3 separate regions of the Homo sapiens genome follow, and all the other regions are linked to region 1. The links are chromatin contacts, found by Hi-C or POLR2A ChIA-PET in ENCODE. All regions are on one chromosome and are shown on one strand. The core of a region is the stretch at or near the end of the contact, and the rest is flanking DNA. Distances in the headings are between cores, read along the strand shown.

What was found. A loop is a pair of places that touch in the nucleus more often than their neighbours do. ChIA-PET counts read pairs that join two places held with the same protein, here RNA polymerase II (POLR2A). Pooled maps may share reads with other maps.
Region 2: a loop to region 1 is called in a pooled map, with 7 times the contacts of the local background. The contact joins the promoter of FAM76A here to the promoter of SRSF4 in region 1. A Hi-C loop is called at or near these places in 6 of 50 pooled maps. POLR2A ChIA-PET finds 5 or more read pairs at or near these places in 2 of 52 experiments (CD4-positive, alpha-beta T cell and PC-9).
Region 3: a loop to region 1 is called in a map of CD4-positive, alpha-beta T cell, with 4 times the contacts of the local background. The contact joins the promoter of EYA3 here to the promoter of SRSF4 in region 1. A Hi-C loop is called at or near these places in 2 of 168 maps with a recorded cell type or tissue (CD4-positive, alpha-beta T cell and naive thymus-derived CD4-positive, alpha-beta T cell) and 10 of 50 pooled maps. POLR2A ChIA-PET finds 5 or more read pairs at or near these places in 1 of 52 experiments (T-cell).

The regions. Positions count from the first base shown.
Region 1 is chr1:29,179,932-29,184,677 of GRCh38, forward strand. SRSF4 (serine and arginine rich splicing factor 4) reads right to left here and starts at 1,969. Exons shown (of 6, transcript NM_005626.5): 1 at 1,715-1,969. The coding sequence starts at 1,821. It also overlaps a transcript of MECR not described here. RefSeq lists silencers at 1,568-1,757, 1,808-2,017 and enhancers at 2,022-2,659, 2,088-2,317, 2,660-3,297.
Region 2 is chr1:27,723,343-27,728,088 of GRCh38, forward strand. FAM76A (family with sequence similarity 76 member A) reads left to right here and starts at 2,619. Exons shown (of 9, transcript NM_152660.3): 1 at 2,619-2,819; 2 at 4,130-4,194. The coding sequence starts at 2,739. RefSeq lists silencers at 1,963-2,605, 2,444-3,143.
Region 3 is chr1:28,085,812-28,090,557 of GRCh38, forward strand. It overlaps EYA3 (EYA transcriptional coactivator and phosphatase 3), which reads right to left and starts at 2,799. Exons shown (of 18, transcript NM_001990.4): 1 at 2,713-2,799. RefSeq lists enhancers at 2,399-2,458, 2,669-2,738.

The DNA.
Region 1 (4,746 bases), core at 719-3,218:
TGTCATTTCCTGCACACTATCACCTGAGTAACATTAGAAAAGACCTCACCAAACACGCTTTATGTTATCAAACACCAACAAGCAAAGATGTTTCCTCATCCCTCTGATTATAGCTGCCACTTACTGCCTAAGCCAAATGCTTTACATTTATTATCTCTAATCTTCCTTTTCCACATGAATGAACAACCAGGTTCAGAGAAGTAACTTGCCCATACGTAGTAAGTGGTGGAACCAGGATTTGACTTAGGCCTGGCTGGCTTCAAAATCCACACTTTGTCCACAAAAGTTAGTTATGCTGTCAATTTAGCTGGGCTCTGAAAAAAACTGGAGTTTCAACTTTCACATATATGGTATGTATACAATAACGTCTACCCGCCACTTCAATATATCCTTAAGAACTGAACGTTTTACTGTAGAAAAGGAGTAGTTTTTAAAGCCTTTTACTGTAAAAGAAATCAGTACTTTACTAAAGACGTCCTCAGAAAGAAAACGATTCTAATAATTAATTTGAAATGGCTTTTTAAACCCAAATCATCATTTGAGAATACGGTAGCTACCAGTTTTCTCATACGTGAAACATACTTAGGTAACTTTCAAAATGTTTCAGGTGTCAGTTACTAGTATAACCCTGGGGAGTAAACGGTAGCTATATTACAACTGTTGCAAAGTAGAGTTTCTTTTTTAAGCCAAGAGTTCTCTAACACCCAAGGTTTAGTGCCCTAAAATGTCACCCCAGTCCTTTTAATTTTATATCCATGCCTTCCAAGCCCTACCTAACATCTGGTTCCCAGTTTTCCCCGTTGAGTATTTTCTCCAGGCCTGATTCCTCAACAGTTTTCCCTAAAACCTGTAGCTCATGCTGGCACTATTTTTGCCGAAGTAGATTAAGAATACAAGTAATAGATCATACTCTGGGGGAGGCAGTAAGTTAACAATTTCGTCTCCGTCTGCGTTAACCAGACGCAGATACTAGCCAGGGTGGCCACTATTCTCCTAACAAATTCTACAACGGCCAAGCAATTTTTCGGTAAGTTGGAAAACGGAAACCACAGCGTGGAAACTCTGCACGGAGTCTTAAAGATAAGAAGTTAAGACTTTAATTTACTCTTGCAGAGGGAACGGTGAAGGCTTTCAGCACGGCAAGACGATACTTTCGAAACTGTCACTAGACTACTCAAACTGGAGTCTCCCGCCCAAAAAAGCGTGGCACACGGCTAAAAAGGGCCTCCCTCCAAGGCTCCAGTCCTCGGGGAAGACGGCGCTGTGACCGTCTGATCCATGAGACCGGGCAAGAGGTGAAAGGGAGCAGGAAATCCTGTTTATTTCCAGTAGTCCTCAGAGCGGGAAAGGTTGGTGTCTACCCAGAAACGAATAGGGCCCCAGTTCCGGGCCTAGGAAGGGAAAACCCAGGTCTCCCGGGCGCCCTGGAGCTGTGCCCCCCTGCCCGGAGCACCAGCCCCACTCGGGCTTTCCTTCTCCCCGTCCCACTCAGGGCCTCAGCACAGCTCCCATTATGCCTCCACCACCCCCACCCGCGCAGGCGCAGTGGGAACCGGGGCCTACCCGCGCCCCCGAGGCGCCGCCACTATGGCGGAGCCTGGCCAGGCCGGTAGCCGCTCCGCGCGGACCAGGCGTCCCTCTCCCGTCCCCGCGGCCTCCCCACCACCTATGGGGTCTGTCCCCGCCCGGCCGGACCCTCTTTCGCCCTCCTCACCCGTTCTTCAGATCCACCTCCAGGATCTTCCCGTAGCCCTTAAAGAAGCGCTCCACATCGCGCTCCCGGGCCTGGTAGCTCAGGCGGCCGATGTACACCCGCGGCATCCCGGCAACGGCAGTGATGGCTGGCCCCGGCCCCAGCCCCCCTTAGGCGGCGGCGGGCAAAGCGAGAGCACGGCGGCAGCGGCGGCGGCGGCAACGGGCGGGCGGCGGGACGGACGCAGCCGAACCCCGGCGACGTACGCGAGCACGCAGCTCGCGAGCGCGCGCTTCCACTTCCCCCGCCCTTCCCCGAGGCGGAAGGTAACCGGAGAGAGCGCGCGTTCGCTTCCCGCTCGGCCAGGACTGGGGGAGGAGCTTGCCCGGGGGCGCGCCGACGTGCGGCGGGGCAAGGTGATCGACAGGCGGCGCTGCGGCACGTCCTCGCGCGAGCTCGCCAAAGGGGTTCCTGCACCGCCTTCCGCAGCCAGCTGGCTTCGCCCCTCCCCCGGAAGTGTCCGCACCTCCTAGAGCCCAGCGAGCGAGCGTTTGTGCTTTTGTCCTTTGAACCGGGTGTGGTTTGGATTTCGGAGCTGGAGCTTTGGAATCAAACCTAGCTTCCAAACGATTGTGTACCCGTGACCTTGGGCTTGTTACGCGCGATGTCTCGGACCCTCCTTTATCTTTTCTGTAAAAGGGGGAGAGTAGTTCCTACCTTCCAGAGTTGTCTTGAGAATTATATGAGAATACGTACATAAAGCACTTAGTAGTTTTGTCATATCAAGTGCCCAATAAATGAGACCAGTATTATTTTTAAGAGGACACTGCTTAAATAGAAGCAGTGTGAGAAGCGGAGAAGGCTGGAGCTTTGGAGCTAGACTAGGCATGACGCCGAGTAAATTACTTGACCACAATCCAACCTATTTTTTTTTTTTTGAGACGAGTTTCGCTCGGTCGCCCAGGCTGGAGTGCAGTGGCGCGACCTCAGCTCACTGCAACCTCCGCCTCCCGGGTTCAAGCGATTCTCCTGCCTCAGCCTCCAGAGTAGCTGGGACTACAGGCGCCCGCCCCCACGCCCGGCTAATTTTTGTATTTTTAGGAGAGAGGAAGTTTCACCATATTGGCCAGGCAGGTCTCAAACTCCAGACCTCAGGTGATCCGCCCGCCTTGGCCTCCCAAAGTGCTGGGATTACAGGCGTGAGCCACTGCGCCTGGCCTATCCAGTCTATTTTCTAACCTGTAAAATTAGAATAATGTATACCCATCTCAAGGATTACACAGGTCACTAAATGGGGTAGTGTATGTGAAAGTACTTGGAACAGTGTCTGAAACATGGTAAGAGCTCAATAAATATTGGTTCCCTTCTCACTAACGCCATGTACCTAGAACCATAAAGGGTTTTGTTTCTTTGCTTGTTTTTGTTTTTTGAATATTTTGAAAGGATAACTCAAGGTTCAAATGATACACAGTGAAAAGTCTTCGCTGTCCACCAGCCACTTAGTTTCTCTTCCCAGAGGCAGTTTCTGAAATGTCCTTTAGGAGGTTAATTTACCCTTATAAAACAAATAGTAGGATACTATACATATGGTTCTACACAAAATATATTTTGAAAATCATTCCTTAAGAGTATAAAAGGACTAGTTTTATGGTTCATACCATTTTATACACAGTAATTTATTTAGCCAGTGCCCTGGTGAAGGACATTGAAATAAGTTCCAACCTTTTGTTATTACACTGCTGCAGTAACTTTGCATTTCTCTCTCTCTCTTTCTCTCTCTCTCTATATATATCATCTATTCCTAGAAATAGGATATTTGGGTCAGAGTTTTGATAAGTTATTGCTCAATTCCCCTTAAGTGGCTGTTTCCTCATATCCTCATCAACACCGTGTTATCAAACTTTTTGATCTTTGCCAATCTGAGAGGTGAAAAATGTTATCTCCAAGTGGTTTAATTTGCAAATATCATATTTTGCAGAGATATGAGTCTTTCTTCATATGTTTGAGATATATTTTCCTATTTCTGTCTGTGTATATCCTTTACCCATTTTTCTTATTCATAGGTGCTCACTATATATTAGGAAAATCAGCTCTTTGTCAAATGAGTTGCAAATATTTTTTCCATTTGTTGACTTTTGACTTTGCCAAGAGTGTTTTTTAGCCATGCAAAAACATTAGATATTTATGGGATCAATTTATCCATCCTTTATTTTTCTTTGATTCTGGATTTTATTTTTAAATTTTTATTTATTCTACTTTTTTTTTTTTTTTTTGAGACTGAGTCTCGCACTGTCGCCCAGGCTGCAGTGCAGCGGTGCGATCTCAGCTCACTGCAACCTACGCCTTCTGGGTTCAAGCGTTCTCCTTCCTCAGCCTCTAGAGTAGCTGGGATTACAGGCACCTGCCACCACGCCCGGCTAATTTTTTTGTATTTTAGTAGAGAAGGGGTTTCACTATGTTGGCCAGGCTGGTCTTGATCTCCTGACCTCGTGATCTGCCTGCCTCGGCCTCCCAGAGTGCTGGGACTACAGGCGTGAGCCACTGTACCCGGCTTTTTTTTTTTTTTTTTGAGATGGAGTCTTGGTCTGTTGCCCAAGATGGAGTGTAGTGGCACTATCTTGGCTCACTGCAGTCTCTGCCTCCAGGTTCAAGCAATTCTCCTGCCTCAGCCTCCCAAGTAGCTGGGATTACAGGCATGTGCCACCACGCCTGGCTAATTTTTTTGTATCTTTAATAGAGACTGGGTTTCACCATGTTGGCCAGGCTGGTCTCAAACTCCTGACCTCAGGTGAGGTGGCGTGAGCCACCGCGCCCGGCAAGAAATCTATTTTGAAAGTAATAATTAGTGGCTGGGTGCGGTGGTTCACGCCTGTAATCCCAGCGCTTTGGGAGGTTGAGGCAGGAGGATCATCTGAGGTTAGGGATTCAAGACCAGCCTGGTCAACATGGGGAAACCCCATCTCTACTAAAAATACAAAAAATTAGCCAGGTGTGATTGTGTGGGCCTGTAGTTCAGCTATTCAAAAGGCTGAGGCAGGAGAATTGCTTGAACC
Region 2 (4,746 bases), core at 1,369-3,868, 1.5 Mb before region 1:
GGAGCTCGAGACCAGCCTGGCCAACATGGCAAAAACCATCTCTACTAAGAATACAAAAATTAGCCGGCCACGGTGGTGCATGCCTGTAATTCCAGCTACTCAGGAGGCTGAGGCAGGAGAATCGCTTGAACCCGGGAGGTGGAGGTTGCAGTGAGCTGAGATCGCACCACTGCACTCCAGCCTGGGTGACAGAGTAAGACTCCGTCACAAGAAAAAAAAAAAAAAAGCCGGGCACAGTGGCTCACGCCTGTAGTCCCAGCACTTTAGGAGGCCGAGGCAGGCGGATCAACTGATCCAGGAACTCCTGAGGTCAGGAGTTCAAGACCAGCCTGGTCAACATGGTGAACTCCATCTCTACTAAAAATACAAAAGTTATCCAGGGGTGGTGGCACGCGCCTGTAATCCCAGCTACTCAGGAGGCTGAGGCAGGAGAATCACCTGAACCCCTGGGAGGTGGAGGTTGCAGTGAGCCAAGATTGCGCCACTGCACTCCAGTCTGGGAGACAGAGCCAGACTCTGTCTCAAAAAAAAAAAAAAAAAAAAAGTATATTCACCATGTTGAACAACCGTTACCTCTATCTAGTTCCAAAACATTTTCATCACTCCAAAAGCCCCTTACCCATTAAACAATTTCCCCACATTTTCCTCCACGTACTGTTTTTATTTGTATTTGCATATATATTTTGAGACAGGGTCTCACTCTGTCACCTAGGCTGGAGTGCAGTGGCATAATCATGGCTCAGGGCAGCCTCGACTGTCCAGGCTCAAGGGATCCTCCCGCCTCAGCCGCCTGAGTAGCTGGAACCACAGGCTCGTGCCACCACACCCGGCTAATTTTTAAAAAAGTTTTTTTGTAGAAATGGGGTCCCACTGTGTTGCACAGGCTGGTCTTTTTTTTTTTTTTTTTGAGACGGAGTCTTGCCCCGTAGTCCAGGCTGGAATTCAGTGGCATGATCTTGGCTCACTGCAACCTCTGCCTCCCAGGTTCAAGCAATTCTCTTGTCTCAGCCTCCCGAGTAGCTGGGACTACAGGCGCCTGCCACCACGCCCGGGTAATTTTTGTATTTTAGTAGAGACAGGGTTTGACCTTGTTGGTCAGGCTGGTCTGGAACTCCTGACCTCAGGTGATCCTCGGGTGATTCACCCGCCTCGGCCTCCCAAAGTGCTGGGATTACAGGCGTGAGCCACCGCGTCCGGCCGACCCAGGCTGGTCTTAAATCCCAAGGCTCAAGTGATCCTCTGGCCTCAGCCTCCCAAAGTGCTGGGATTACAGTTGTGAGCCATCCCGCCCCGACTCATGTACTGGTTTTGATTCTCACAATGACCTCATTGTACAATTGAGAAAAACGAGGCCGTGAGAAGTTCAGTGATAGATCCAAGGTCATGTAGTTAGTTGTGGAACAGTGATTTGGAAACTTTGCTTTCTGATCCTAATGATTAATGCACATCTTTGGGGGATCCTACAAGGAAGCAGCCAGATTTGGGTTCAGAGAGAGTAAATTTTTTTTGTTGAGGCAGGGAAATAGAAGCCATTAAGTCAGTTTTTAATTGTAAAAAGCGCACGTTGAGGTAAAACTGCAATTAGTCCTGTACGGGTGGTTGGCAGAGCCAAGAGTAACCTATGCCCAAGAGCAGCTACAAGGCAGGACTTGGATAGGTCAGCAGTGCAGGAAGCTTTGCCAACACCTCAAGAACAAGAAGTCTGTCATTCCTTGGGCAGCTCCTATACATGCCAAGCTGGAGCCAAAGAGAGGCAGGGGAGCCCGGAGGGCGTGGCTTGCCTTCCGGAAGTCAGGCCTCGTCAGGAATCACCAGGTGGTTGCTTGCGAGAGAAGCTGGGGGTGAAACCGGAGAAAACAAAGTAGGAAGCAGGTCTGGGCCAATTGCAGCCCACTCTGATGGGGGCCTGCAGGCCACCGGACGCCTGAATATCTGTCCAATCCCTCCTGGAAGGACTGCCATCTCTTTAGTCCCTCTTCCGCAGCATAGGGGTGCTCTCTCTGGGGCTCTCCTTTTCTCTCCTAAGGCCCACAGCCCCACAGTTCCCTATTTAGGTGTCTTAAATTGAGGACACACTTCTAAATTGTCCCTCAGAGTCTCGTCTCCTCCTTTGAGCGAGGCTGGGCGGGCTCCTCCTGCTCCGATTATGAGGAACTTCTTTCCCAAGCTCCCCACCTTCTTTGGGCTTGGACGGCTGCAGAGTTCCAGTTAACTGTGCGCCGCCTTCGTTCCAATTGTACCCCTCGTGCTCCCAGAGGGCAGCTCCATGGAAACCAAAACATCACAAATCCCCGAAGGTATCGCGAGAAGCGCAGATGCGCCTGAGGCCGTGGAGAGGCGGAGCGAGGGCGGGAACGCTGAGCAAGTAGGGCGGAGCCTAAGCTCTTCCGAGGTCCCGGCCGGGAGCCTGTCCCCTCCAGGTGGCGCCCCCGCGTGACTGCGCTTTACATAATCGCGGCCTGGAGCGTCACAGTGGCGTACTCCAGGCCAGACCGAATCAGAGTGGGCGAAAGCTCCGTGTTCCGCCCCTTCCCACTTGATCGACGTCAAAGCCCACCAGTGAGCGGGCGTCTAGAGTCGCCGTGCCCGCCCCAGCCCGCCCGGGTCCGCCCCGACCCGCCTGCGCCCGCCCGCCTGCCGCAGCCAGCAGCCTGCAGCCGCCGCCGGGTTGTGCCTCAGACTGTCAGATAAATCGGCGGGCCGGGCCGGCGGGTCGGTGAGCGCGGCCCGGGCCGGACATGGCGGCGCTCTACGCCTGCACCAAGTGCCACCAGCGCTTCCCCTTCGAGGCGCTGTCTCAGGGGCAGCAGCTGTGCAAGGTGCGCGGGCTGGGGCGGCGGCCGGGAACTGGGGACGCAGGAGGCGCGGCCCGGAGCTCCAGATTCTGTGGGGACGCCCGGCGGGGTCCCCGGAGCAGGGTGTGGCAGGCCCGCCAGGCTGAGGAGCCGCACCCACCCCGCTGGGGGCCGGCGGGGCACGTGCGGGAGCCGGGACCCGGTCCAGGCTCCCGCGGCCGGCGTGTCCGGGTGCTTAGCAACCGTGGGGATTGTTCTCGGACCCCGTGAGGTCGGGGGAGGGACAGCGGGTCCCCTGCTTGCCCTGACTGGTCGCCTTCGGGATCCCTTTGCGCTGCCTCCCCCGCCGCCGCGGTCTCCCTGGTGGGGACCTCCTGCCCCTCCTGGGACTGAACTCCAAAGTTGGGTGCTGCCTTGGAGGAATGTGTCGAACTCGGGCTCCTCACGGGCACTTTTCGACCAGTTTCAGAATCGGAGGTAGCAAGGCTTGATTTTTTTTTTTTTTTTAAGCATCTCACTTTTCGGCCAGTCTCAGAATCGGAGGCAGCAAGGCTTTATGTTTTAAAAAAGCCCCACAGTCAGGCTCACAGATCCGAGGGATCACTTCTCAGCATCCAGTTGGTGGTCTTCGGTCTTCCCTGACTAGCTGCTGATCAGTTTTTGCTCCTGAAGGTCCAACTTCTCTTTTTCTTTTAAGTTGCTTTATCCCACTTTTACTTTTTAAGTGACTAGAGGTGCTGTGAGGCAACAGTTAAAAAGTCACCAAACTGGCTGAAGAATAATGTTGAGGTTATCCAATAATCCAGTTTGTGTCTCTGATTTGGATAACTCATAATTGTCACTTTTGCCTCAGATGGTCATGACTTTCCATTTGCCAGTTTTTATATACCAGGTCTGGGGGAATGCAAGTGCTTGAGTGCCCTTTTTGGCCTCAAAATATGTATATATGATTTTAAGGAAGTTATGTATATATAAATAATAATTTTAATCCAGCACTTTCATTTCACAAGTAAACCGCAAAATCACACAGTGGCAGAAGAACCAGGCCTGGAATTCAGGGCTTCTGATTCCCAGTCTGGGACTTGTTCATATATATGTTTGTTTTACAATTTATGGCTAGTTCCATATAATCCATATAAGTTCTTACTTAACTCCCACATCAACAGTAGGGAAGTGATGCCAGTATTACAGAGGAGAAAAATAAGGCCCAGAAAGTTTAAGTGACTCACTCAAGCATAGTAGCTATGCTAGAAATAGTACCCAGGTCGGCTTCCTACTGAAGGCTGTTTCCATTTGTGACTGCCTTTTAAAATTATATCCTCATTTCATTTCAGGAATGTCGGATTGCACACCCTGTTGTGAAGTGCACCTACTGCAGGACTGAGTACCAGCAGGAGAGGTAGAGTTTTGTTGACCATGAAAGATATTAATAGGCTTTTTTCCTCTTAAAATCTGTAATTGATTGCATTTCATGTACAGATGCTATAATCAGTTGCATTGTAAAATACAGATCTGTAATCAATCACATTATATACAGACTATAATTGCTAAATATTTAGGTCTATGATCCATCTTGAGTTAATTCATGTGTGGGGTGAGATATACAATGAAGGGTATATAATACATGTATTGTTTCCTAGTTATTATCCATTGATTGCTTAAATTTTTTTTTTTTTTTTTTTTTTTTTGAGATGGAGTCTCACTCTGTCACCCAGGCTGGAATGAAGTGGTATGATCTCAGCTCACTGCAACCCTTCCCTCCCAGGTTCAAGCGATTCTTATGCCTCAGCCTCCCAAGTAGCTGAGATTACAGGTGCCTGCCACCATGTCCGGCTAGTTTTTTTGTATTTTTAGTAGACGGGGTTTCACCATCTTGGCCAGGTTGGTCTTGAACTCCTGACCTCGTGATCCACCCGCCTCAGCCTCACAAAGTGCTGGGATTACAGGCGTG
Region 3 (4,746 bases), core at 1,549-4,048, 1.1 Mb before region 1:
TCAGGCTTGAAGATCAGCAGCATGGAACACAACTGCTCCAATGACTACACAGGATGCTCATTTCATTTAATGGCTTCAATGCAGAATATACAGGCCAAAGTCATTTTAGAAGAACAAAAGACTCCTAAAACTTTTCAACTTCTACTTCTGCACAAAACAGTTTCTTTCTCTAGTCACTCTTTGAAGGCAAAATGACTTCGGCTTTGGATTTTAAAATCCATGTCACAGATTTCTTATCCTAATAGTCTCATTCATATATGACATATACTGAAATGACCCACTAAATACTATATTGTGCTTTCCAGCCTACAGCTTTAATGGAATTAACACTCGCTACTCTTGAGAGCATGTATAGGACTTCTTGACTTAAAAAAAAATGACCTTGGAAATTAACTGTTTAAGTTGTAATTTCTTTTTTTTTTTTAAGAGAGTCTCACTCTGTTGCCTTGTGGAGCGCAGTGATGTGATCACAGCTCACTGTAACCTCAAAATCTTGGGCTCAAGCAATCCTCCAACCTCAACCTCCTGAGTAGTTGGGACTACAGGCGCACACCACTACACCAAGCTAATTTTGTCTATGTTGCCCAGGTTGGTCTCGAACTCCTGGCCAATCCTCTGGCCTTGGCCTTCCAAAGTGCTGGGGATTATAGGTGTGAACCACCATGCCAGACCTAAACCCTAATTTCTTTATGTTTTGTAAATAAGAGTGCCACTTCTTACTAGTGACAATGGTATATAATCTTTATAACTAGATTTTATTATTTTCTATTGTTTTGAAGACAGAGTGATTTCCCATCATTTTTGGGGTTTAATGTTCTTATCTTAATCTGCATTAATTAAGCTGGCATTCCCATGGCTTAAATGAAGCCCACAAACCTGAAGGTAAGGAAGCAGCTGGAGTAAGCCATACACATTGGGGTTTGTTTTGAAGGATGGAAAATAGGCCAGGTTGGACAGAAGCTAGAGCTAGGTAGTGGGGAGGAGGTACACATAAGAAACTTTCAAAGAGGCTTCACTTAGCAGTTAGATAAGTCCTGAAAGCCAATCAGAAGGGTCCTTCTCCGTGGCTTCTAGGACTAACATGGCCAAGCTCCAAAGTCCTTTGCTAAAAACAGCTGAAGAGAGCCCAATTTTGGAATAAGCCAAGGACTATACACTCTTATATGTATATGTATCATATAATGAAGATTTTTCTATAGCTAATTAGCCAAAAGATAAGCAGGTGCTCAAAGCTGTATTTAAGTTCATACTGAAGTACTACATTTTAAAGCACAATTTATAGATTACAGAAACTGATGACACAAAAACCGCTGCAATCAAGTGCTAGATATACACTATAAACATCGGGAAAAAATAAAGATTACCCAAGCCTATACTCTAGATCACAAAATTTGGGAAAGGGAGCACTAACCATTATTAAATGCAATTCCTTCATGTTATAAATGACTTTAAACCTCTAGGGAAATTTAAGAAAGGTGCCCTAAATCTCAAAATGAGAAAATGATAGTTTTACTACAAAGGTGGAAATGGTAAGGAAAAAAAAATACAAAAGTTAGAAGAATATTCTAAGTAATGTACTTCTAAGTAATGTAATTCTAAGTAAAGTCTGGCTAATGAAGGAAGAGGAAGACAAATAGAAAACTTAATACAGTAAAAATGAAAAAATGCATATGTGCATACTAAGTTTAAAGATTACTTTGAAATTACTATAGTGAACTCTTCAGCAGACCACTTTTCGGAAACAACACAATAAATTCATAAATCTGGGGCTAATGATCTCTCCACAAATTCTGTCCTCTATCATCACAAGTGTCCTGTAAGAAGCGTCCATGCCGAAAACAGAGCTGAACGTCCCAAAATATTGGCGTTTTTGCCTCAGCTGTGCACATCCATTCTCATGGGAACACAAAACTGACAGAACTTCTTCATGACTTGTCAATTAACAAGATCGCGCCAGCCCAACTGCTAGCAGTACCGTGTGCCTGCCACCTGTTAGCTGCTCTTGAGAGAGCCCCAAAACTGAGGTAAAGCGAAGAACTAGGAACGCCTTTGTTGTACCCTAACTATGGAAGCTACCAGAGTTCAGTCTAACCCGGCGCCTTAAGGCAAAACTTCCCCCAGGCTGGGGAAGTCTTCCCATTTCGGGGCTTTGGCAAAGCTCTCCTCTAGCTAAGGACAGGCAGAAGAACCCCAGGAGAAGCACTGTCACCTACTGGTCCCAGGAGGAAGGATCAAAGCTGAAGAAAGTTGGGGGACAAGGAACTAGGACCCTAGGGAGAGGCTCAGTTTCTCGTGGTGAAGAGTGAGCACAATGAGAAGCTGGGCCGTCTCGCTAGGTGAAAGAACGCTGAGATCCCAGATCAGGGGTAGGGGAAAAGAGGTTCTAAAAGAAGGGAGGAGGAGAAAAAAGGAGAGGCAGTGGCTGAGAGAAGCGCTGAGGCGTAAGGCAAGAAACCGAGGTTGGAAAAGGACTGATGAGGCTGAGGAAAAACAGCGAGGCGACAGAGGCACGGAAGCGCGAGAAGGCTAAGCTGAGGTGAATAAGGCGAGGCCAGCGTGAAGGAAAGGGCTGAGGTGAGTGAAGCACTGCAGTGACAAGGGACAGGCGAAGAGACTCCCACCCACAAGGACCGAGGCAGAACTCTAGACCCATCCCCCTTCACGCTGTGCTCGCCCGGCTGCGCTCAGACCCTGTTGGCAGCTGAGACTCACCCAAAGGCTGTAAAAGCCCCACAACAGGACATGGAGATCAGTCCAGACCCACAGTAGAACCAATCGAGCGGAGGAAACCGCGGCGTTAGCGTGACCCGGATGCGCATCGCTAGGAACCGGAAGTAAGCGGCCAGAGTCACCTCACAATCCACACCTCGTTCCACTAGAAACCTCTGGGCGCATGTGTTGAGTCTGACCGGGCGGGGAAGCTTTTAGGCTCCGCCCACTCCGCCGGCCCGGCGAGCCACGCCCATGGCCACGCCCCTCTTAGTGCCTCGGAGACAAGCAGCTTCTGGGTGAGCGCTAGGCAGTCCTGACGGTACTACAGCCTTCACTTTTAAGGAGGTCTTTAAAAATGCGCGTAATCCCTACCTGGCTAAAAGGAACGTAAGAAGTGTTGGGTGCATTTGGTAGATTTAGAAAAACTGGGAAGGAGAATGAGTGGGAAGTTTTGGAAGACATTTGGGAGGCTAGCCCAAGGTGATCTTTTTTTTTTTTTTTTTTTGAGACGGAGTTTCGCTCTTGTTGCCCAGGCTGGAGTGCAATGGCGCGATCTCGGCTCACTGCAACCTCCGCCTCCCGGGTTCAAGCGATCCTCCTGCCTCAGCCTTTCGAGTAGCTGGGATTACAGGCATGTGCCACCACGCCCGGCTAATTTTGTAGTTTTAGTAGAGACGGGGTTTCTCCATGTTGGTCAGGCTGGTCTTGAACTCCCGACCTCAGGTGATCCGCCCGCCTGGGCCTCCCAAAGTGCTGAGATTACAGGCGTGAGCCACCGCGCCCATCCCTTTTTTTTTTTCTTTTTTTGAGACAGAGTCTTGCTCTGTCGCCCAGGCTGGAGTGCAGTGGCGCGATCTCGGCTCACTGCAACCCCCGCCTCCTGGGTTCAAGTGATCCTCCCACCTCAGCCTCCCGAGTAGCTAAGACTACCGGCGCGCACCACCACGCCCGGCTAATTTTTGTATTTTTCGGTAGAGACGGGGTTTCGCCATGTTGCCCAGGCTGGTCTCCAACTCTGGAGCTCGGTTGATCCCTTGGCCTCCCAAAGTGCTGGGATTACAGGCGTGAGCCCCAAGGTGATCTTTTTATCCCCAAATTTAGTTTATTCTTAATATTATATTAGGCTTACAATTCACTTCGTGCACACTGTTTTCGGAAGCAAAATTCTTAAATGTTTCGTTAATTTTAAATTACAACCCAAGTATGGGCTAGAAGCAAGGTTGAATTCAGGCTTTGTGGAGACTTGACGTTTATTCAATTTGGGGGCCCTCTTTAAAATAATCAAGGCCAGGCACAGTGGCTCATGCCTGAAATCCTAGCACTTTGGGACGCCGAGGTCGACCGGTTGCTTGAGCCCCGGAGTTGGAGATCACCTGGGCAACAAAATTAGACCCTGTCTCTACAAAACAAACAAAGCAAAACAACAACAAAAAAAACCCAGAAAAATTAGCCAGGTGTGGTGGCACGCACCTAACTGAGCCCAGGAGGTAGAGGCTGCGGTGAGTTATGATTATGCCACTGCACTCCAGCCTGGGCAACAGAGCGAGACTGTCTAAAAAAAAAAAAAATCCAAAATTACAAATACAATATTAGATATAAAAGTGAACCTTTTATAATGAGAAAAATTACAAACATTTTTATTAGCTCACAAATACCACGAATAACAAAATCCAGAAAAAAAACTATTTTTTCTACATTTTTTGACTGTATATTTGATCACCTCTTCCGATGACAACAATGTACTAAGCAACATCATTTACTAAGATCCTTAACTCCTCTCTCATATCCCACATGTACTCCATCAGCAAGTTCTGCAAGATTTGCCTTCAAAATCTGTCCAGAACCTGACCATTTACTGCCTCCGTTGGTATAAACCAGTCAGTCAGTGACTGTGAGTGCCCTATTTATACTCTTGCCTTCCCACAATCTTTTTTTTTTTTTTTTTTTCAGACAGAGCCTCCCTCTGTCACCCAGGCTGGAGTGTACTGGCCTGATCTTGGCTCAGTGCAACCTCTGCCTCCTGGGTTCTCCTGC